Linked DNA regions of Homo sapiens: region 1 is linked to region 2. A link is a loop called in an ENCODE intact Hi-C map of the cell type or tissue named here. Cell type or tissue: heart right ventricle. All regions are shown on one strand. Each heading gives the region's core, and the rest is flanking DNA. Links, peaks and the distances in the headings are about the cores only. Region 1 overlaps EIF3L (eukaryotic translation initiation factor 3 subunit L). Region 2 overlaps MICALL1 (MICAL like 1).

Evidence for each region. A loop is a pair of places that touch in the nucleus more often than their neighbours do. Peaks named below come from ENCODE experiments on the same cell type or tissue, not always from the same donor. Only the 100,000 strongest peaks of a DNase experiment are listed, where the experiment ranks them.
Region 1: it touches region 2 in a loop (1.9-fold over the local background); 62 of 110 quality-filtered maps call a loop at or near these places.

Annotation. Positions count from the first base shown.
Region 1 is chr22:37,880,224-37,890,995 of GRCh38, forward strand. It overlaps EIF3L (eukaryotic translation initiation factor 3 subunit L), which reads left to right. Exons shown (of 13, transcript NM_016091.4): 12 at 6,542-6,622; 13 at 8,203-9,184. The coding sequence ends at 8,241. Among named protein-coding and RNA genes, the nearest start is that of MICALL1, 21 kb to the right of the region's middle. RefSeq lists a silencer at 1-14. In heart right ventricle, for the core only: a CTCF peak has its summit at 7,753 (motif pointing right); no DNase peak of the experiment used is centred there; H3K27ac peaks cover 1,085 bases.
Region 2 is chr22:37,928,211-37,939,161 of GRCh38, forward strand. MICALL1 (MICAL like 1) reads left to right here. Exons shown (of 16, transcript NM_033386.4): 10 at 3,589-3,723; 11 at 4,343-4,469; 12 at 4,588-4,678; 13 at 4,829-4,902; 14 at 8,870-8,984; 15 at 9,536-9,582. Among named protein-coding and RNA genes, the nearest start is that of C22orf23, 20 kb to the right of the region's middle. RefSeq lists enhancers at 4,822-5,624, 5,625-6,426. In heart right ventricle, for the core only: CTCF peaks have their summits at 2,650 (motif pointing left), 5,896 and 6,120; DNase peaks (open chromatin) are centred at 2,625, 4,866 and 5,881; H3K27ac peaks cover 1,623 bases.

The DNA of each region.
Region 1 (10,772 bases), core at 2,773-10,772, 47 kb before region 2:
TGCCTCAGCCTCCCGAGTAGCTGGGACTACAGACACCCGCCACCACACCTGGCTAATTTTTTGTATTTTTTAGTAGAGACGGGGTTTCACTGTGTTAGCCAGGATGGTCTCAATCTCCTGACCTCGTGATCCACCCACCTCGGCCTACCAAAGTGCTGAGATTACAGGCGTGAGCCACTGCATCCGGCTCTCTTTTTTGAGACAAGGTCTCACTCTGGTTGCCCAGGCTGGAGTGCAGTGGTGTGATCTCAGCTCACTGCAGCCTCAACTTCCTGGGTTCAGGTGATTGTCCTACCTCATCCTCCCAAGTAGCTGAGATTACAGGCGCACGTCACCACGACTGGCTAATTTTTGGTATTTTTAGTAGAGATGGGGTTTGGCCATGTTGCCCAGCCTGGTCTCGAACTCTGATATGTGCCACTGTTCCCAGCCGATTTTAAGTTTTTACTTTATAGAAACAGGGTCTCACTTTGTTGCCCAGGCTAGTTTCAAGTGATCCTCCTACCTTGGCCTCCCAAAATGCTGGGATTACTGGTGTGAGCCACTGCGCCTGTCCTGTCCTGATGTCTAACATCTTGGATTAGTGCTGCCTGTTTGTGAACTTTATATAATGGAATTACACAGTATGTACTCTTTAAGTCTGGCTTCTTTTGCTCAACGTTATAATTGAGTGAGTCACCGTCCATTGTGTGTAGCAGTGATTCCTTCATGTTTATTGTTCTGTGATAGTCCAGCATCTGCTGTTGTTATTGTACTGCAGTTTATCCATTCTCCCATTGATTAACGTTTGGATGGTTTGTATATTACAAAAAATACAAGTAAGGTTTTTACAGAGTGGCTAGTAATACATTTATATATGCCTATGTATGCCTCAAGTTCTTTCCAGAAGGATACACAAGCAACATAGCAGTAGCTTCCTCTCAGGAGGGGAGGTGGGTTGAAGAACAGTGTTAGTTTTCACTGGCACTTTTAAGTTCAAGCTGGACATTTTAATGTCTGATGAGATTTTCATTTTTATTTATTTATTTAGAGACAGAGTCTCATTGTATCACTCAGGCTGTAGTGCAGTGATGTGATCTTGGCTCACTGCCACCTCCGCCTCCTGGGTTCAAGCAATCCTTCTGTCTCAGCCTCCTGATTAGCTGGGACTACAGGCGCTGATGAGCTGATGAGGTTTTTAAAAGAATTGTTTTCTTTTTTTTTAGACTGAGTCTTGCTCTTGTTGCACAGGCTGGAGTGCAATGGCACAATCTTGGCTCACCGGAACCTCTGCCTCCCGGGTTCAGGCGATTTTCCTGCCTCAGCCTCCCGAGTAGCTGGGATGTACAGGGATGCGCCACCATGCCCAGCTAATTTTGTATTTTTAGTAGAGACAGGGTTTCTCCGTCTTGGTCAGGCTGGTCTCGAACTCCCGCCCTCAGGTGATCTGCCCGCCTCGGCCTCCCAAAGTGCTGGGGTTACAGACATGAGCCACCACACACGGCCGTCAGCCCAGGTTTTCTAAGATCAGCAAATGTCCATAGGGCAGAGGGGGTCTTCTGTGCTTTTCTTAGAATGGTTTCTTTTTTCCCAAAATGTTCTGTTACTATCTTGTCAGCTCTTTGATGCTGTAAGTTTTTTTCTAATATCCTGCATTTTTAATTGTTTTTGAAAGCATTTTGGGCCAGGTACAGTGGCTTATAGCTATAATCCCAATACTCTGGAAGGACGAGGCAGGAGAATTGCTTGAGCCCAGGAGTTCAAGACCAACCTGGGCAACAAACCAAGACCCTGTCTCTACTTTTTAAAAAGAGAAAAAGCATGCTGGGCATGATGGCTCACGCCTGTAATCCCAGCACTTTGGGAGGCCAAGGCGGGTGGATCACCTGAGGTCAGGAGATCAAGACCATCCTGGCCAGTATGGTGAAACCCTGTCTCTACTAAAAATATAAAAATTAGCCAGGCATGGTGGCACATGCCTGTAATCCCAGTAACTTGGGAGGCTGAGACAGGAGACTCACTTGAGCCCAAGAGACAGAGGTTGCAGTGAGCTGAGATCAAGCCACCGCATTCCAGCCTTTGTGACAGAGATGAGACTGCATCTTGAAAAAAAGAGAAAAAGCATTTTGGTCTAAATGTATTGTTGGAAATAGCACTTTTTGAGCAGTTCTTAAAAATACATAATTTTAGGCTGAGTGCAGTGGCTCATACCTGTAATCCTATCACTTTGGGAGGCCAAGGTGGGTAGATCATCAGAGGTCAGGAGTTCAAGACCTGCCTGTGCAACATGGTGAAACCCCGTCTCTACTAAAAATATTTAAAAAATTAGCCGGGCATGGTGGTGCGTTCCTGTAATCCCAGCTACTCGGGAGGCTGAGGCACGAGAATCACCTGAACCTGGGAAGCAGAAGCTGCAGTGAGCCGAGATTGTGCCACTGCACTCCAGCCTGGGCAACAGAGTGAGAGACTGTCTCAAAAAAAGAAAAAAACATAATTTTTATACATAATTTGCATGATAAGCCGGGCGCGTTGGTTCACGCAAGTAATCCCAGCACTTTGGGAGGCCGAGCTAGGCGGAACACGAGGTCAGGAGATCAAGACCGTCCTGGCCAATATGGTGAACCCCATCTCTACTAAAAATACAAAAATTAGCTGGGCGTGGTGGCGGGTGCCTGTAGTCCCAGCTACTTGGGAGGCTGAGGCAGGAGACTTGCTTGAACCTAGGAGGCGGAGGTTGCAGTAAGCCAAGATTGCACCACTGCACTCCAGCCTGGGCAACAGAGCGAGACTCCACTTCAAAAAAATAAAAAAAGGCTGGGCATGGTGGCTCACGCCTGTAATCCCAACACTTTGAGAGGCGAAGGTGGGCGGATCACTTGAGGTCAGGAGATCAAGACCAGCCTGACCAACATGAAGAAACCCCATCTCTACTAAAAATACAAAATTAGCCAGACGTGGCAGCGCATGCCTGTAATCTCAGCTACTCCGGAGGCTGAGGCAGGAGAATTGCTTGAACCCGGGAGGTGGAGGTTGCAGTGAGCCAAGATCGTGCCATTGCACTCCAGCCTGGGCAACAAGAGTGAAACTCCGTCTCAAAAAAAAAAAAAAAAAAAAAACTTGCATGATCCCAGCACTTTGGGAGGCTGAGGCAGGCAGATCACGAGGTCAGGAGATCAAGACCATCCTGGCTAACACGGTGAAACCCTGTCTCTACTAAAAATACAAAAAATTAACCGGGCATGGTGGTGGGCGCCTGTGGTCCCAGCTACTCGGGAGGCTGAGGCAGGAGAATGGTGTGAACCCGGGAGGCGGAGCTTGCAGTAAGCAGAGCTCGCGCCACTGCACTCCAGCCTGGGCGACAGAGCGAGACTCCATCTCAAAAAAAAAAATTGCAGGATATAAACTTCACCATTTTAAAATGTGCAATTTGGCCAGGTGTGATGCTTTACACCTATAATCCCAGCACTTTGGGAGGCCAAGGCTGGCAGATCACTTGAGACCAGGAGTTCAAGACCAGCCTGGCCAACATGGTGAAACCCCATCTGTACTAAAAATACACAAATTAGCTGAGTGTGGGGGCGCATGCCTGTAATACCAGCTACTTGGGAGGCTGAGGCACAAGAATCGCTTTAGCCTAGGAGGTGGAGGTTGCAGTGAGCCAAGATCATGCCACTGCACTCCAGCCTGAGTGACAGAGTGAGACCCTGTCTCCATAAATAAATAGAATGAATGAATGAATGAATGAAGAATTCAGTGGTTATTAGTATGTTCACAGTGTTTTGCAACCATCTCCACTGTCTAATTCCAAAACATTTCTGTCCCCCCAAAAAGAAACTCCCTACCCACTAGCAGTCACTCGCAGTTCCCCAGTTCCCCCTTTCTGCCATCCCCTAGCAAACCCCTAATCTGCTTTGGTCTCTCTGCATTTGACATTTCAGATAAATGGAATCATGTAATATATGGACTTTTGTGTTTGGGTCCTTTCACTGAGCATGTCTTCAAGTTTCATCCATATTATAGCATGTGTCAGTACATTCCTTTTATAGCTGAATAATATCCCATGTATTAATGTACTGCATTTTGTTTATCCATTTGTTGTTGCACATTTGGGGTTTTTGGTTTTTGGGGGTTTTTTGTTCCTTTTTTCACTTTTTGGCTTATGAATAGTGCTGCTGTGAATATTCATCTAGAAGTTATTGTGTGAACATATGTTTTTAATTTTCAGATATATATCTAGTTGTGGAATTTCTAGGTCAGTTTGGGTAGTTTGTTTTTGAAAGTTCATTTTGCTTTAAAATAAATACTCTCATTTCATTTTTATGGCTTCTGGAAGACTTGGTTTTTGCCATAAGTTAGCTAGCCCGATACAAACAGATTTGCCAAAAGTAATAACACGTCAGTAGTGGAAGTTTTCCAGTGTTTTAAATCATGCTTTTATAAATCAAAGAAAACTGAGCCAGGCTTCGTAGCGTGTACTTGTAGTCCCAGCTATGGGAGAGAGTCCCTTATAGCCCCTGCCTTAGGACGCTGAGGCAGGAGGATGGCTTGAGCCCAGGCGTTTGAGGCTGCAGTGACCTAAGATCTTACCACTGCAGTGCAGCCTGGGTAACAAAGTGAGACCCTGCCTCTAAAAATAAATAAATATATAAATAAATAAAAATAAAGAAAACTTTCTCCCTTGCCAGGATCATGTCAAGCCTTTTTTTTTTTTTTTTTTTTTTTTTTTTTTAAGATAGCATCTTAATCCTCCAGTTGTCCAGGCTGGAGTGCAGTGGCAAAATCACAGCTCACTGCAGCCTCAACTCCCGGGGGCTCAGGTGATCCTCCTATCTCAGCTTCTCAAGTAGCTGGGACTACAGGACTGCACCACCACATCTTGCTAATTTTTGTATTTTTTGTAGAGATGGGGTTTTACCATGTTGCCCAGCCTGGTCTCAAATACAAACTCTTGGGCTCGGGTAGTCTGCCCACCTCTGCCTCCCAAAGTGCTGGGATTGCAGGTGTGAGCCACCATGCCTGGCCTAGTTTTTTCTCAATACCTGACATATATACGTTCTTTGGCAATTATAGTAGCCTCCTGCATTCCTCTGTCACCTCTTAATTACCAGCCTAGCTATTCTCAACTAATCTGGGTAGTTTAACAAAACATTTCTCCTAAGAATTGGCTATTTGATTATTATTTAATTGCATGTTTTACTGTTATTCCTCTGTTGCTGGTTCAGGTTTGTCTTTGGCAAAGTGCTTCTTTTTTTTTTCCTTTTTGACTCTTCATTCTTAACTTGAAAGAAATCCTATCAGAGATTTAGAACGTTCTTAGATCTTAACCTAGGGGATATAGAAAATTTTAAAGTAAAATGGTGTTCAAAATATTTTCAGCTAAAAACAAAACTTAAAGATTGGACTAATTTGCAATTTTATCAACAGTGTAGGAGCATAAACTTTTTTTTTTTTTTTTTTTTGAGATGGAGTCTCACTTTGTCACCCAAGCTGGAGTGCAGTGACGCAGTCTCGGCTCACTGCAACCTCTCCCTCCTGGGATTACAGGTGCCCGCCACTACGCCCAGCTAATTTTTAGTAGAGATGGGGTTTCACCATGTTGGTCAGGCTGGTCTTGAATTCCCAACCTCCCAAAGTGCTGGGATTACAGGCGTGAGTCACCATGCCCAGCCAGCATAAACATCTTTATTCCCAAAATAAAAAAGACGAGGCTGGGCACGGTGGCTCACGCCTGTAATCCCAACACTTTGGGAGGCCAAGACGGGCGAATCATGAGGTCAGGAGATCGAGACCATCCTGGCTAACATGGTGAAACCCCGTCTCTACTAAAAACATACAAAAAAAATTAGCCAGGCATGGTGGCGGGTGCCTGTAGTCCCAGCTACTCGGGAGGCTGAGGCAGGAGAATGGTGTGAACTCGGGAGGTGGAGCTTGCAGTGAGCCGAGATCGCACCACTGCACTCCAGCCTGAGTGACAGAGCAAGACTCCATCTCAAAAAAAAAAAAAAGACTAGAAAATAAAAGACAAAAAAAAAGTCTAGAAAATAAAAGTACAAATGAATTGATAAAAAAAATATATATAAACTAGGCCGGGCACATTGGCTCATGCCTGTAATCCCAGCACTTTGGGAAGCTGAGGCGAGTGGATCACCTGAGGTCAGGAGTTTGAGACCAGCCTGATTAACATGGTAAAACCTCATCTCTACTAAAAATACAAAAATTAGCCAGGCAAGATGGCGGGAGCCTGTAATCCCAGCTACTTGGGAAGCTGAGGCAAGAGAATTGCTTGAACCCTGGAGGCGGAGGTTGCAGTGAGCTGAGATCATGCCATTGCACTCCAGCCTGGGCGACGAGCAAAACTCCATCTCAAAAAAAAAAAGAAAAGAAAAACTCTCTAGAAAGAGTGAGTTACTGTTAACTGGTGGTGTTTTTCCAGTGGTCTTTTCCCCACCTTTACATCTAACACTCACCATCATTATCACTTGCAAGTCCATGGTGGCTCCTGGGTTAGATGGCCCTGCTCCTCCACCTGGCTGCTCTTCCCTGACTGTGCTTTCCCCCACAGGACATGATCCACATCGCGGACACCAAGGTCGCCAGGCGTTATGGGGATTTCTTCATCCGTCAGATCCACAAATTTGAGGAGGTGAGAGATCTGAGAGAAGAGGGGTTTGTTGGCTCAGGACAGAGCTTAGGAACTGAATCGAGAGTTTACTTTTTTTTAATTTTTATTCCTTTATTTATTTTGAGATGGAGTCTTGTGCTGTCACCCATGCTGGAGTGCAGCGACGTGATCTTAGCTCACTGCAACCTCTGCCTCCTGGGTTCAAGCGAGTCTCCCTCCTCAGCCTCCCGCATAGCTGGAATTACAGGTGTGTGCCACCACACCCAGCTAATTTTTGTATTTATGGTAGAGATGGGGTTTCACCATGTTGGCCAGGCTGGTCTCCAGCTCCTGGCCTCAAGTGATCCAGTCCGTCTCAGCTTCCCAAAGTGTTGGGATTACAGGCATGAGCCACCATGCCTGGCCTTTTAAATTTTTCATTTCTGTTATTAAGAAAGCCTACTGCCCTCCAGCCTGGGCAACCGAGCAAGACCCTGTCTCAAGAAAAAAAAAAAAGAAAAAGAGGCCAGGTGCAGTGGCTCATGCCTGTAATCCCAGCACTTTGGGAGGCTGAATTTGAGATCAGGAGTTCAAGACCAGCCTGGCCACATGGTGAAACCTCATGTCTACTAAAAATTAAAAAAATTAGCTGGGTGTGGTGGTGCGCACCTGTAATCCCATCTACGCAGAAGGCTGAGGCAGGAGAATGATTTGAACCTGGGAGATGGAGGCTGCAGTGAGCAGAGATCATGCCACTGCAAAAGAAAGCTTGAGGTTGGCCCTTTAAATTTTCAAGCTAGACTGGCTGGCTGCTTGGGGTTTGGGGAGTGGGGTTGGGCCTGTAGGAATTGCTGCATCAGCCTTCTCCAGAGCATCTCTTTCCAAGATCTCCCTCTGCGGGTGGCCAGCTCTCCTCTCCCTCCCTGGTATTTCCTAATATGGGTGGATTCACTGCCTGCTCTTGCCCATCCCTCCCCGTTTGGCATTGTTTTCCAACTTAGACAGGTCTGGCTAGTTCCTGTAGGCTGGAGGACAGGAAGCTCTGTTTTGACATACTTGGTGCATTCCTTGTCTTGCCCTAGGAGAGGTCTTGTGGGTCAGGCCAAACACTGTAAGGGTGTGGGTCTCTCTTTGTGGCCATTGCTAGGGCTACTGTGTCCTGGTGCTTTGAGTTCTCCAGCAGAGGTCAGGCTCTTCCTGCAGGATCATAACAGCCCTGCTGCTCTTTTTACTTTCTGGCTGTTTAGATCACATCTGTCAGGGTGGTGGGCTAGGGCTGTCTTCTAACAAGGATCCTGTTCAAAGCTTCTCATTCTTCCCCTAACTGAACTAGTAACCTTGAAACGTCTGGCCAGTCTGAATCCTTTTTCTGTCAGATGGATAGAGCAGTGTTGTGTATGGGTTTGTTGAGTGTGAAGGGCAGATAAAAGAATAATCCGCGTGAACTGTGCAGGGCCATATGAATGTCACGGCTTTGCACACACATAGTGGACACCCACATCAGAAACTTCCTTTCTTGGCTTCAGAGGGGCAGCTGGGAATCTGACCTAGTGATCATACACACTGTAGGAAAGGGGTTGGGGAAATCCCCGTATGTAACTTTGCTTTTCTTTCTCTTCTAGCTTAATCGAACCCTGAAGAAGATGGGACAGAGACCTTGATGATATTCACACACATTCAGGAACCTGTTTTGATGTATTATAGGCAGGAAGTGTTTTTGCTACCGTGAAACCTTTACCTAGATCAGCCATCAGCCTGTCAACTCAGTTAACAAGTTAAGGACCGAAGTGTTTCAAGTGGATCTCAGTAAAGGATCTTTGGAGCCAGATTTGTCGTCTCATTATTGTAGGAGAGAATTTGTGGGTTGTGGCAGTAATACATTTCCCATGTGTCCTGATGCTTTCAGGATACATCAGTTGTTAGTGTTTAAATTGAGTTATTTTTATTTTGTGCTTTTGAGATGGAGTCTCACTCTGTCTCCCAGGCTGGAGTGCAGTAGCGTGATCTCAGTTCGTTGCATCCTCCGCTGCCCAGGTTCAAGCAGTTCTGCCTCAGCCTTCCAAGTAGCTGGGATTACAGGCGTGTGCCACCACACTCAGCTAATTTTTGTATTCTCAGTAGAGATGGGTTTTACCATGTTGGCCAGGCTGGTCTCGAACTCCTGGCCTCAAGTGATTCGCCTGCCTTGGCCTCCCAAAATGTGCTAGGATTACAGGCATGAGCCACCACGCCCCGCCTAAATTCAAAATCTTTTTGTTTTTTTTTAGACGGAGTCTCACTCTGTCGCCCAGGTTGGAGTGTACTGGCGCGATCTCGGCTCACTGCAAGCTCCACCTCCCAGGTTCCTGCCATTCTCCTGCCTCAGCCTCCCAAGTAGCTGGGACTACAGGCACCCGCCACCATGCCCGGCCAATTTTTTGTATTTTTTAGTAGAGATGGGGTTTCACCGTGTTAGCCAGGATGGTCTCAGATTTCCTGACCTCGTGATCTGCCCATCTCTGCCTCCTAAAGTACTGGGATTACAGGCGTGAGCCACCGTGCCCAGCCCTAAATTGAATTCTTAAATCCCTCTTGTTCATAAAGCAGTATATTTGGTTTACAGGACATTTTCACGTTCAGTATTTTGTTTGTGCGTCACAAGATCCTATGAACTTTAAATGACCTATAATTTTCATGACATATTTGTGGCAGTGCTGGGTCCTGGAAGGAAACTATTGAACACCTCCTACTGCCAGGAACTGTGCAAAGAGGGATCCATATACATTACTTACACCTTACAACTCAGGTTTAGTAGTAGTTCCTCATCTTATTGATGAGGAAATGAACCCACAGTAGTTAGTGACTTGATCAAGGTCACATTAGGCAGCTGCTGGAGCTGAGCTAAATGGTTTCCTGCCTACCCACAGTATTAATGCTATGCCTGTCACCCTATAGTGGGTACTTGGACTGGAAGCCCCTGCTTGCAAGTTGTCTCACATCTCTGCCTGGTTCCTTGTATATAAAATAAGGTTAGCAGGCCAGGCGCGGTGGCTCACGCCTGTAATCCCAGCACTGGGAGGCCGAGGCGGGCGGATCACAAGGTCAAGGAGATCGAGACCATCCTGGCTAACATGGCGAAACCCTGTCTCTATTAAAAATACAAAAAAATTAGCCGGGCGTGGTGGCGGGCGCCTGTAGTCCCAGCTACTCGGGAGGCTGAGGCAGGAGAATGGCGTGAACCCGGGAGGCGGAGCTTGCAGTGAGCCAAGAGATCGTGCCGCTGGACCCCAGCCTGGGTTACAGAGCGAGACTCCGTCTAAAAAAAATAAAAAATAAGTGTAGCAGAACCTGGCTCACTGGGCAGTGGTGACGAATAAATGAGAATGCTATTTTGAGTGCCCAGTGCAGTGCCTGGCCTATAATGGATGTTCAGTTACTGTTTCCCCACACTTGGAATTCGTAAGCTTTTCAGTATGCTCTTTTTCCCCATTGGTTTGATAATTATTATTGGGAACTGAATGGTGGTTCCCAAGAAGACATGTCCATATCCTAAGCCCTGGATGCCATCAGCATGACCTTATTTGTTTGGCTGGCATGCAGTGGCACGATCTCTGTTCACTGCAACGTCTGCCTCCCAGGTTCAAGCTATTCTACCTCAGCCTCCCAAGTAGTTGCATGCCACCATGCCTGGCTAATTTTTTGTATTTTTATTTTTGTTTATTTTTTTGAGACAGAGTTTTGATCTTATTGCCCAGGCTGGAGTGCAATGGCGCGATCTCGGCTCACTGCAACCTCCGCCTCCGGGGTTCAAGCGGTTCTCCTGCCTCAGCCTCCCAAGTAGCTGGGACTACAGGTGCACGCCACCACGCCTGGCTAATGTTTGTAGTTTTAATAGAGACGAGGTTTCGCGATGTTGGCCAGGCTAGTCTCGAACTCCTGACCTCAGGTGATCTGCCTGCCTCAGCCTCCCAAAGTGCTGGGATTATAGGCGTGAGCCACTGCGCCTGGCTTTTTGTATTTTCAGTAGAGACTGGGTTTCACCATGTTGGTCAGGTGGGTCTCAAACTCCTGACCTCAGATGATCACCCATCTCGGCCTCCCAAAGTGCTGGGATTACAGGCATGAGCCACAGTGCCCGGCCTTCTTTGTTTTGTTTTTGTTTTTGTTTTTGAGATGGAATCTCGCTCTGTCGCCCAGGCTGGAGTGCAGTGGT
Region 2 (10,951 bases), core at 1,505-9,504:
TTTTATTTTTTTTTGAGACGGAGTCTCGCTCTATCACCCAGCCTGGAGTGCAGTGGTGTGATCTCGGCTCTCTGCAAGCTCCGCCTCCCAGGTTCACACCATTCTTCTGTCTCAGTCTCCCGAGTAGCTGGGACTACAGGCGCCCGCCACCATGCCCAGCTAATTTTTTGTATTTTTAGTAGAGACGGGGTTTCACCGTGTTAGCCAAGATGGTCTCGATCTCCTGACCTCACGATCCACCCGCCTTGGCCTCCCAAAGTGCTGCAATTACAGGCGTGAGCCACTGCCCCCGGCTGTCTAGGGCCTTTTCTATCTTTACTGGCCTCTGACTTCCTGAGTGGCCTTGGCCAGTCTATCTACCCATTACCCACTCTGTCCAATGAGGCACAAACCCGTCTGTCCATGCTTCCATCCATCTGCCAGAGCTCCCACCTATCTATCCACCTGTCCACAAACATAGCCTCCCAGGTCTTATGTATCAGGGCCCCTGTTTGCCTCCCATCCCCTCCACTTGCCTATTTGGGTTCCACTCACCAGCCACCAGTCATCCCGTATTGTCTGTCCGCTCTTCCATTCACTCAGGCTCTACTGATGCCAGACCCTGGGCAGAGTTGTATTAAAACCCTATCCTGGCTGGGCGTGGTGGCTCACACCTGTAATCCCAGCACTTTGGAGGCTGAGGCAGGCAGGTCACTTGAGGATAGGAGTTTGAGACCAGCCTGGCCAACATGGTGAAACCCCATCTCTACTAAAAATACAAAAATTAGCCAGGTGTGGTGGCAGGCACCTGTAATCCTGGCTACTTGGGAGGCTGAGGTAGGAGAATTGCTTGAACCTGGGAGGTGGAGGTTGTAGTGAGCTGAGATGGCCCACAGCCTGGGCAACAGAATGAGACTCTGTCTCAGAAAAAAAAAAGACCCTGTCTTTGGCCTCCAGGGGCTCACGATCTGCTCAGGGAGATAGGCATAATGGGCATTTTGGAAGGTGACCTAGAGTAGAGCACAGAGGGGAGGGATTCACTCCCTTCTGCAGAGACCTGGGTCTCCCCGCCATGGAACAGGGGAGCTGGGGTCTCTGAATGCCTCCCATGTGCATGGCTGCCTGGGCTCCACAGGTCATGTGGACATAGTGGTCCCTGTCCCCAAGGCGCTCCCAGCCAGGTCAGGGGGAGGTGCTATAATGTACATGCTGCTGTGTGTGGAGTTTGTAGTGGGCAGGGGGTCAGCCCTCAACAGGCAGAAGGACCCAGGACACACAGCTTTCTTGGGTGCTTCTGTTGTGTGCCATGAGGGGTGTTTACCGAGGAGAGCAGACGTGGCCCTATCCTGTCCTCCTGCTCCCTTGCTGGGCTCTGTCTTTTCTCAGGTGACATGGGCGTGGGGAGGTTCTGGCTGGGCACCCATCCAGGCTGCTCCTGTTCCAGGTATGCTGTGTGCTGTGGGCTCACCTGTTTCTCAGCCCCATACTGAGAACCTGGGGATTGCCTGGGCTCAGTACTTTCCTCTGGGCACCCAGTTCATGAGGGCCCTGTCTTGCAGCCACAGCGCCTTTGGATGGCCCAACGCTCTGCAGGCCTCTGAGCTCCCAAGGCTCATCTGGCCCCAGGTAGAGGGTGGCAGGACAGCCTTTGTGGGGCAGCTGAAGTTGTAGCCTGACCCTGCCCATGTGCCTCAGGCATCGTTGAACCTTCCCTGGTCCCGGCAAGAGCCTCTTGGGCATTGATTCTGGCTCTGCCTCCCACCTGCTGTGTGTCCTTGAGCAGGCCCCATCCTCCTCTGGGCCTCGGGCTCCCACAGATGGTGAGGGGCTGGCGGCACCAAGTGTCCTGAGTGCTCGAAAGACCCCCTGGTTCCTTGGTGGTGGAGGGCACGGGGGTGGGTCACCTTCGGATTCTCGTGTTTCGTGTCCTGGGCTGCGTGAATATTGGTCTGAAGTTTTGGGGCTGAGAAAAGGCTGAAAACCTTTGAGGGGCTCAGGGGCTTTGGGCTGCTTGGCTCTGCTGGCCCCTCTGGGTGTGTTAGAGGGAGGGGGCAGAACCCCGGGTGCACTTGCTTGTGGGGAACCCCTGTCCCACTGTCACCCCAGGATTAGGGGAGACTTTCAGAGGCAGTGGGGGCCTTGGGGTGCCACCCTGGGTCATTGGGTGGGTGCTGCCCTGTGGGAGCCAAGCCCTGGCTTCTTGCTGTGCCCAGACCTGGGCCCCAGCACCCTCCCTGCTTCAGAAACCCCAGAGCAGCTCCCACCCCGAGAGCCTCTCTCCCTGGGCTGGCACAGGCCTCCACCTGCTCCGCAGCTGCCGAGGGAAAGCTGGGTCAGTGCTTCTTGGAGCATCCCAGGTCTCAGGTGAGGCCTCTGTAAGGGGCTCGCAGTGACGTCTGTTTCCAATGAGCTGGGAAGAGTGGTTGGGAAATAGTGACATTGCCCGTGTGGTGGGCAGGGCCTTGCCGTGCCCTGGCAGTGGAGCTGCCCGGCCTGTGCTGGCCTCAGAGAGGGCGGGGGTCTCCCCAGAGGCACGGAAGGATGCAGAGCCTGGGCTCTGGGTGTGTGGGTACTGGGCTGTGCAGCAGAGGATGAGATCTTTCTCTGGCAGGGAGGGAGGTACCCTCTGACTCCATCTGCTGGTCAAACACTTCCTGGCTGGGTGACCCTGGGTGAGGAACTTCACCTCTCTGAGCCTCAGAGTCCCCAGCGGGGAGAGGGTGGTTATGAGGCCTGAATGAACTACCATAGCTCTGTCTTGCCTTAAACCCAATGCCATTCTGTGCTTCTAGGGAAACCCCTGCCCTCTTTGAGGCTAGCACAGCCAGGCACCCCCACCAGTGGGGCACAGTAGGGCACTGCCTGCCACATGGGCAAGGTTCTAACCACTACCCCTCAATGCTAGATGGCTGCCCAGGCCCTGAAACAGACAGATTCTCACCCCAGCTTGGGCTCATGGGAAGTGTGTGGCCGTGAGCAAATGACTTAACCTCTCTGAACTTGAGTTTACTCAGCTGTGAAATGGTCATTGTAATATCCACTTGGCAGGGTGGTTGGGAGAATTAAACAAGAATGTATAAAAAGGCCAGGTGTGGTAATCCCAGCACTTTGGAAGGCCAAGGCAGGAGGATCACTTGAGCCCAGGAGTTTGGGACCAGCCTGGGCAACAAAGTGAGAACCTGTCTTTACAAAAAAAAAAAAGTAAATACAAAAAATTAGCCAGGCGTGGTGGTGCAAGCCTGTAGTCCCAGCTTCTCGAGAGGCTGAGCTGGGAGGATTGCTTGAGCCCCAGGAGGCTGAGGCTGCAGTGCAGCCATGGTTATGCCACAGCTGCACCCAGCCTGGTGACAGAATGAGACTGTCTCCAAAAAGTGTAAAAAGTATCCAGTGCAGTAACTGACACACGGGAAGAGCTCTGGAAAAGGAAATGGAAATGTTTATTGAATGACTGAGTGCATCAGAGACGGAATTCAAGGAGACTGTCTCTTTGCCTGGGTCCTGCTGGCCCTGGAGTGCTGGCCTGCTTTCCATGTTCCCAAATATGAGGCTGCTGGGGTCTCACGTGCCCTCTTCCCAGGCTCACCCTCTGTCATGTCTCCTTCCCTTTAGTCCTCCTGCAAGGAGAATCCTTTTAACCGGAAGCCATCACCTGCAGCGTCCCCAGCCACAAAGAAGGCCACCAAGGGATCCAAGCCAGTGAGGCCACCTGCCCCTGGACACGGCTTTCCACTCATCAAACGCAAGGTACCAGCTGGGAGCCCCCCGAGACCAGGCTGGCCTGGGCTGGCAACCCCCACTCTGCAGCTGCAGTCTTCCCCTGGGACTCTAAGGAGGCTGGCTGGCTAGGCAGTGGGCCTCAGATGCTCAAGAGAGCACTCTTGGCGGCCCAACTGGAAGGTCTAGCTTGCAGCCTGGAGGGATTTGGAGCAGATCAGCCCTTCACCACCAAAAGCAGTGGGTGGTGCATTTAATTTGTTACTAACAAGTTCAAGTATCAAGCACTCATGATAACACTGCTACTTAAGCTGATTAGAGTGTTCTCAAGTTTATCTCTGTAATAAGGTCACTCTCACTGACATTGTGATACCCTTTCTGGAGTGGCAGAGAGGAGGCGTTTCCGTGAAGGGCAGGGAGTCATGCCACCTTCTGGAGTGTCTGTTGGTGCTGGGACCAGTGGCATGCAGGGTTGTGGCTGTCCCCACACTGGCCCCTTCCCCACTGGGACCCTGCCTTCTTACCATGCTGGGGTGGGGGACAGGGCCCGGGCCCTGGAGCCACCAGTGGCCAATGCTGGCCAGAGAAGAGGGCAAGGCTCCTGGCAGCAACCAGGCAGGCCGTCAGGTGACCAGGCACTGTTGGGCAGGTCCAGGCTGACCAGTACATCCCTGAGGAGGACATCCATGGAGAGATGGATACCATTGAGCGCCGGCTGGATGCCCTGGAGCACCGTGGGGTGCTGCTGGAGGAGAAGCTGCGTGGCGGCCTGAATGGTGCGGGAGCGGCTGGGAGGGCCTGCTGGGTGGGGCTGGGGGCAGGAGCCTCTATTCCCCGGGGAACTGAGCCAGGCATGGCAGCCAGCCCTGGCCTCAGTGGGTATCTGGCTTCCAGAGGGCCGTGAGGATGACATGCTGGTGGACTGGTTCAAGCTCATCCACGAGAAGCACCTACTGGTGCGGCGAGAGTCCGAGCTCATCTATGTGTGAGTCCCCCCGCCTGGGGCATCCCTCCCTGGAATCCGTAGAGCTTAGAATGGAGAACCCTTACCCTCTTCCCTCATCAGTAACAGCGCAGGGCAGGGCAGCCGGGGCTCGGGCAGAATTGTTAAGAGTCACCTTATTCCCACCCCTAGCTTCAAGCAGCAGAACCTGGAGCAGCGCCAGGCTGATGTCGAGTATGAGCTCCGGTGCCTCCTCAATAAGCCAGGTGAGTGCAGCCACTGGCACTCCCCTGGCACCTGCCCTGGGGCCTGGTGACACGGAGGAGTGGGGGAGCGGGCAGACAAAACCCCAGTAGGATGCACAGGCAGACTGGGGACAGGGCCAGAGGAGGAGGTGCGGGGCAGGGCTGTCTGGGTCACCCCCAAGGATGGGAGAGACTGTAACAGGCAGTAAGCTGGCTGGGGCTGTGGTAGGAGAAGGAACCGCACAGACAGTGTAGGGTGTGGACGTCCGAGGGACCAGGGATGACAGGCTCTCAGTGAATGAAGATCAGGCCCAGGACCAGCCCAGCCTGTTTTGTGCGTGGGTCAGACTGTTCCTTCTTCTGCCACTAACTTGCTGTGTGACCTTGGGCAGGATTCTTAGCCTCACTGAGCCTCAGTGGCTTCAGGTGTAAGATGGGAATGAAGGTCCCCACGTCCTCGGGTGTTCTTGGGACCAGGAGACAGTGGACGTGGACTCTGTACCCTCTGAAGGGCTGATGGCTGATGGTTACCATGTGGCCGAGTTGGGGTTTGGTGAGGAGGGCTCCTCACACGCCCTGTGACCGTGGAATGCAGTGAACCGCAGCTGCAGGCAGAGACCCCAGGACTATGGAGATTCCAGAGTTGGGAGCCAAAGCTTTTGACCACTTTCTTATGGCTCAGGCATGGTGCCAGCCCTGGGCAAGGGCCATCTTGACAGATGGGAAGTGGAGGGCCAGAGAGGTCAAGGGACTTGGCTGTTGGTGACGGGGCTGGGCTTCCATCCATGTCTCTGATCTGGGGCTGTCCCTGCACACACAGCCCCTCCAGACTGTGGGGATGGTGGCAGGGGAACTGTCTACTGACTGGGGAATTTGGGAGGCTGGAGTGTCCCAGGGGAAGCCACAGAATGTCCCAGGCTTCCACTGCCTTGTGTGAGTCACTCCCAACTCTGCAGGAGGCTGGGGCGTGGCCACCACTCAGAGCCACAGCGGCGCCCTGTGGCCAGAGCGGGCACGGCTCCTCTGCCTCCCTGGCTAGCCCGGCCCCAGGGCTTACTGTGGCTTTTCCAGCCCCCGTGTGGTGGCTGTGCGTCCCGGGCTTGTCAGCCTGTCCCGGATGTTGCTTTTGGAAGGTGAAGCTGGTGTATGAGGCTCCGAGTACAGTACACCATGAGGGCCATTGCTTGGGGGCATCAGGCTGCCAGGTTCAAATACCAGCTCCACCTTCACTGTGTGACACTGGTCAAAGATTTCATGTCCCTGAGTCTCAGTTTCCCCACGTGTAGACTGGGGACATAACTTACCCAGGCCCCAGATATGGAAAATGGCAAAGTGGGATTCAAACTTGGGTGGTGATTTGGAGGCCCTGCTCTGTCCCCAGAACCAGGTTGGGCCACCTGCTCCTCAATTTTGGCAAGGTGAGGCCATAGGGGAAAGGGGCAGTGGCTGAGGGGGCTTCAGGATATTTATTTATTTATTTTGGGGGGGGGTATTTATTTATTTATTATTATTATTTTTTTTTTGAGACAGAGTCTCACTCTGTCGCCCAGGCTGGAGTGCAGTGGCGCGATCTCGGCTCACTGCAAGCTCTGCCTCCCGGGTTCACGCCATTTTCCTGCCTGAGCCTCCCAAGTAACTGGGACTACAGGCGCCTGCCACCACGCCCGGCTAATTTTTTGTGTTTTTAGTAGAGACCAGGTTTCACCATGTTAGCCAGGATGGTCTCGATCTCCTGACCTTGTGATCCACCCACCTTAGCCTCCCAAAGTGCTGGGATTACAGGCATGAGCCACTGCGCCTGGCTCTATTTATTTATTTATTTTATTTTATTTATTTATTTATTTTTATTTTATTTTTTGAGATGGAGTCTCACTCTGTTGCCCAGGCTGGAGGGCAGTGGCACAATCTCGGCTCACTGCAAGCTCCGCCTCCCCAGGTTGACACCATTCTCCTGCCTCAGCCTCCCTAGTAGCTGGGACTACAGGCACCTGCCACCCCGCCCGGCTAATTGTTTGTATTTTTAGTAGAGACGGGGTTTCACCATGTTAGCCAGGATGGTCTCGATCTCCTGACCTCGTGATCCACCCGCCTCCGCCTCCCAAAGTGCTAGGATTACAGGCGTGAGCCACCGCGCCAAGCCCTGGCCCTATTTGTTATTATTATTATTTTATTTTATTTTATTTTTTTGAGTCAGAGTCTCGCTCTGTCGCCTAGGCTGGAGTGCAGTGGCACGATCTTGGCTTACTGCACGCTCCGCCTCCTGGGTTTACGCCATTCTCCTGCCTCAGCCTCCCGTGTAGCTGGGACTACAGGCGCCCGCCACCACACCCGGCTAATTTTTGTATTTTTAGTAGAGACAAGGTTTCATCGTGTTAGCCAGGATGGTCTTGATCTCCTGACCTCGTGATCCGCCCACCTCGGCCTCCCAAAGTGCTGGGATTACAGGCGTGAGCCACCGCACCCGGCCTATTATTTTTTTGAGATGGAGTGTCACTGTGACATCCAGGCTGAAGTGCAATGGCGTGAACTCAGCTCACTGCAACCTCCGCCTCCCAGGTTCAAGCGATTTTCCTGCCTCAGCCTCCCCAGTAGCTGGGATTACAGGCGCCCACCACCACGCTTGGCTAAGGATATTTACTTTTTTTTTTTTTTTTTTGAGACAGAGTCTCACTCTGTTGCCCAGGCTGGAGTGCAGTGGCGTGATCTGAGCTCACTGCAACCTCCACCTCCCAGGTTCAAGCAATTCTCCTGCCTCAGCCTCCCTAGTAGCTGGGATTTCAGGTGTGTGCCACCACACCCCGCTAATTTTTGTATTTTTAGTAGAGACGAGGTTTCACCATTTGGCCAGGCTGGTCTCGAACTCCTGACCTCTGGTGATCCACCTGCCTCGGCCTCCCAAAGTGCTGGGATTACAGGAGTGAGCCACCGGGCCCGGCCTAGGATATTTATTTGAAGCCAGGGAAGCCTGTGGCGGTAGATGTTGTGGAGGGAAGGCCAAGTGTGGGCACTCATCCCTGGAGCCTGCAGGCTGGGGGAGGGGGAAATACTAGGGCCCCAGTGGGCCCCTGGGGGTGGTCCTGTGGGTTGGCTGGGGCCTTGAGAGGAAAGGAGGCAGGAGGGGCAGCAGGTGTGCCCAGCTTCAGGGGAGCCTCCTGCTGGGCTCCCTGCCCCCAGCATCCCCTCTAGTCTACCTTCCTCCACAGCCTTGGATAAATGTCCCAGTATGTCACTTGGGTTGTGTTGCTTCTCCTGCTGGAGGAGCCCTGGGGTTCCCTGTTGTCTCCTCGCCCCTGCCCCACTCTGTCCCTCCTGAATCTTGCCTCCCGCCAGAAGCCACCTAGTGAACATTTGTTGAATGGATGAATGAACATGAGCATGAGACCCTTGGTGCTGCCCTGTTCTTGCAGTAGGTGCTGTGCTGGCCCTGCTGGGGCCCCTTGCAGGGCTCTTTGGTAGGCAGCCTGGTGTCCTTGGTCTCTTCTGTCACAACTTTCTTTTCCCTAAGAACTTGTAGGCCCTGGCCGGGCGCGGTGGCTCACGCCTGTAATCCCAGCACTTTGGGAGGCTGAGACGGGTGGATCACGAGGTCAGGAGATCGAGACCATCCTGGCCAACATGGTGAAACCCTGTCTCTACTAAAAATATAAAAAATTAGCTGAGCGTGGTGGCAGGTGCCTGTAGTCCCAGCTACTCGGGAGGCTGAGGCAGGAGAATGGCGTGAACCCGGGAGGCGGAGCCTGCAGTGAGCCAAGATCACGCCACTGCACTCCAGCCTGGGCGACAGAGTGAGACTCCGTCTCAAAAAAAAAAACAAAAAAAAAAGAACTTGTAAGCCCCACCTATCGGGGCCCTTCCTTTCTGCGCTTAGTTTCTTGCATGGTATTTAGCATGGGGCTGGCCTGCCGCACTTAGGCAGTGGCTCCTGGTGGCCTGGGGAGGAAGAGGGCTTTCCTACCACTCATGCCCCCTAACTTTTCTCCCTGGGCAGAAAAGGACTGGACGGAGGAGGACCGGGCCCGGGAGAAGGTGCTGATGCAGGAGCTTGTGACCCTCATTGAGCAGCGCAACGCTATCATCAACTGCCTGGATGAGGACCGGCAGAGGTGACATGGCCAGGGGTGGGGGGTCCTGGGGGCAGGGCCAGAGCAGGTCAGGCTCTGGGCCTCATGGGTGGGGCAGCTCCCTGGAGAGCCAAAGACACAGTCCACGCCTCAGGCCAGGCCAGCCCTGCCCTCCTACCAGCGATCCCAGTGCACCGTTGCTCAGCCCTGTGTGGACAGAGAGGGCATCTGCTCCTTCCTCCCGTAGGACTCTCAGCTGCCGCTGCTTTTTTTTTTTTTTTTTTTTTTGAGACAGCGTTTCACTCTTGTTGCCCAGGCTGGAGTGCAATGGCATAACCTCGGCTCACTACAACCTCTGTCTCCCAGGTTCAAGCGATTCTCCTACCTCTGCCTCCCGAGTAGCTGGGATTACAGGCATGAGCCACCACACCCAGCTACTTTTTGTATTTTTAGTAGAGATGGGGTTTCACCATGTTGGCTAGGCTGATCTCGAACTCCTGACTTCAGGTGATCCACCCACCTTGGCCTCCCAAAGTGCTGGGATTACAGGTGTGAGCCACCACGCCCAGCTTAACTGCTGCTGCTTATTTCAGGGAGGAAGAGGAAGACAAGATGTTGGAAGCCATGATCAAGAAGAAAGGTGAGGCCCTTGCTGGGGATGAGGCTGGTGAGCACTTGAACTTCGGCATTGGGGTTGGAAGGGAGGGACTGGTTGAAGGGAGGGTTGGAGTGGGCACTACCAGGATGGCTGTGCACAAACTCCGCAGCCTCTGTTGTGCAGAGAGGGCTGTGTGTAGCAAGAGAGGCCAGCATACAGCCAGGAAGGCTGTGGCTTAGGCTTGGAGGGTAGCCGTGGGATGCCCTGATGCCTACAGAGACGACTGTGGTATATGGGAGGCATCTTCCCAGGGTGGATTTGCCCTCAGCTGTGCATTCCCCCTTGAGATCTGCAGCTGGTTTTGTTGGAGTCCGTGGGCCCAAATAGCAGTGCTTCCTGGGGACCAAGTGGTGCTTGAAACAGTTAAAAGAGTACTGGACAGGAGATCAAGACCATCAGGGCTAACACGGTGAAACCCCGTCTCTACTAAAAATACAAGAAATTAGTCAGGCGTGGTGGCGAGAGCTTGTAGTCCCAGCTACTCGGGAGGCTGGGGCAGGAGAATGGTGTGAACCCGGGAGGTGGAGCTTGCAGTGAGCCGAGATCACGCCAGTGCACTCCAGCCTGGGTGACAGAGCGAGACTCAGTCTCAAAAAAAAAAAAAAAAAAAGTACTGGACTGTAAGTCAAAGGATTTTTTTTCTTTTCTTTTTTTTTTTTTTGAGACAGAGTCCCACTCTGTTGTTTAGGCTGGAGTGCAGTGGTGTGATTTTGGCTTACTGCAATCTCTGCCTCCTAGGTTCAAGCAATTCTCCTGTCTCAGCCTCCTGAGTTGCTGGGACTACAGGCGCATGCCATCACACCCAGCTAATTTTTTTTTTTTTTTTTTTGAGACAGAGTCTTGCTTTTGTCACCCAGGCTGGAGTGCAGTGGTACGATCTCAGCTCACTCAACCTCCGCCTCCCAAGTTCAAGCAATTCTGCTTCAGCTTCCTCAGTAGCTGGGATTAGCTGCCACCACACCCGGCTAATTTTTGTACTTTTAGTAGAGATGGGGTTTCGCCATGTTGGCCAGGCTAGTCTTGAACTCCTGACCTCAAGTGATCCGCTCGCCTCGGCCTCCCAAAGTGCTGGGATTATAGGTGTGAGCCACTGCGCCCGGCCCTGGCTAATTTTTTTGTATTTTTAGTAGAAACGGGGTTTCATCATGTTGACCAGGCTGGTCTCGAACTCCTGGCCTCAAGCGATCTGCCCACCTCGGCCTCCCAAAATGCTGGGATTACAGGCGTGAGCCAGTGTTCCTGGCCAGGATTTGGGTTTTGGTCTTGGTTTTACCAGTACCTCACTTTGTGGCCTTGTGGTTAGGTCTTGACTCAGGCCAAGTCAGACTACTTGAGTTCTAGTCCCAGCTCT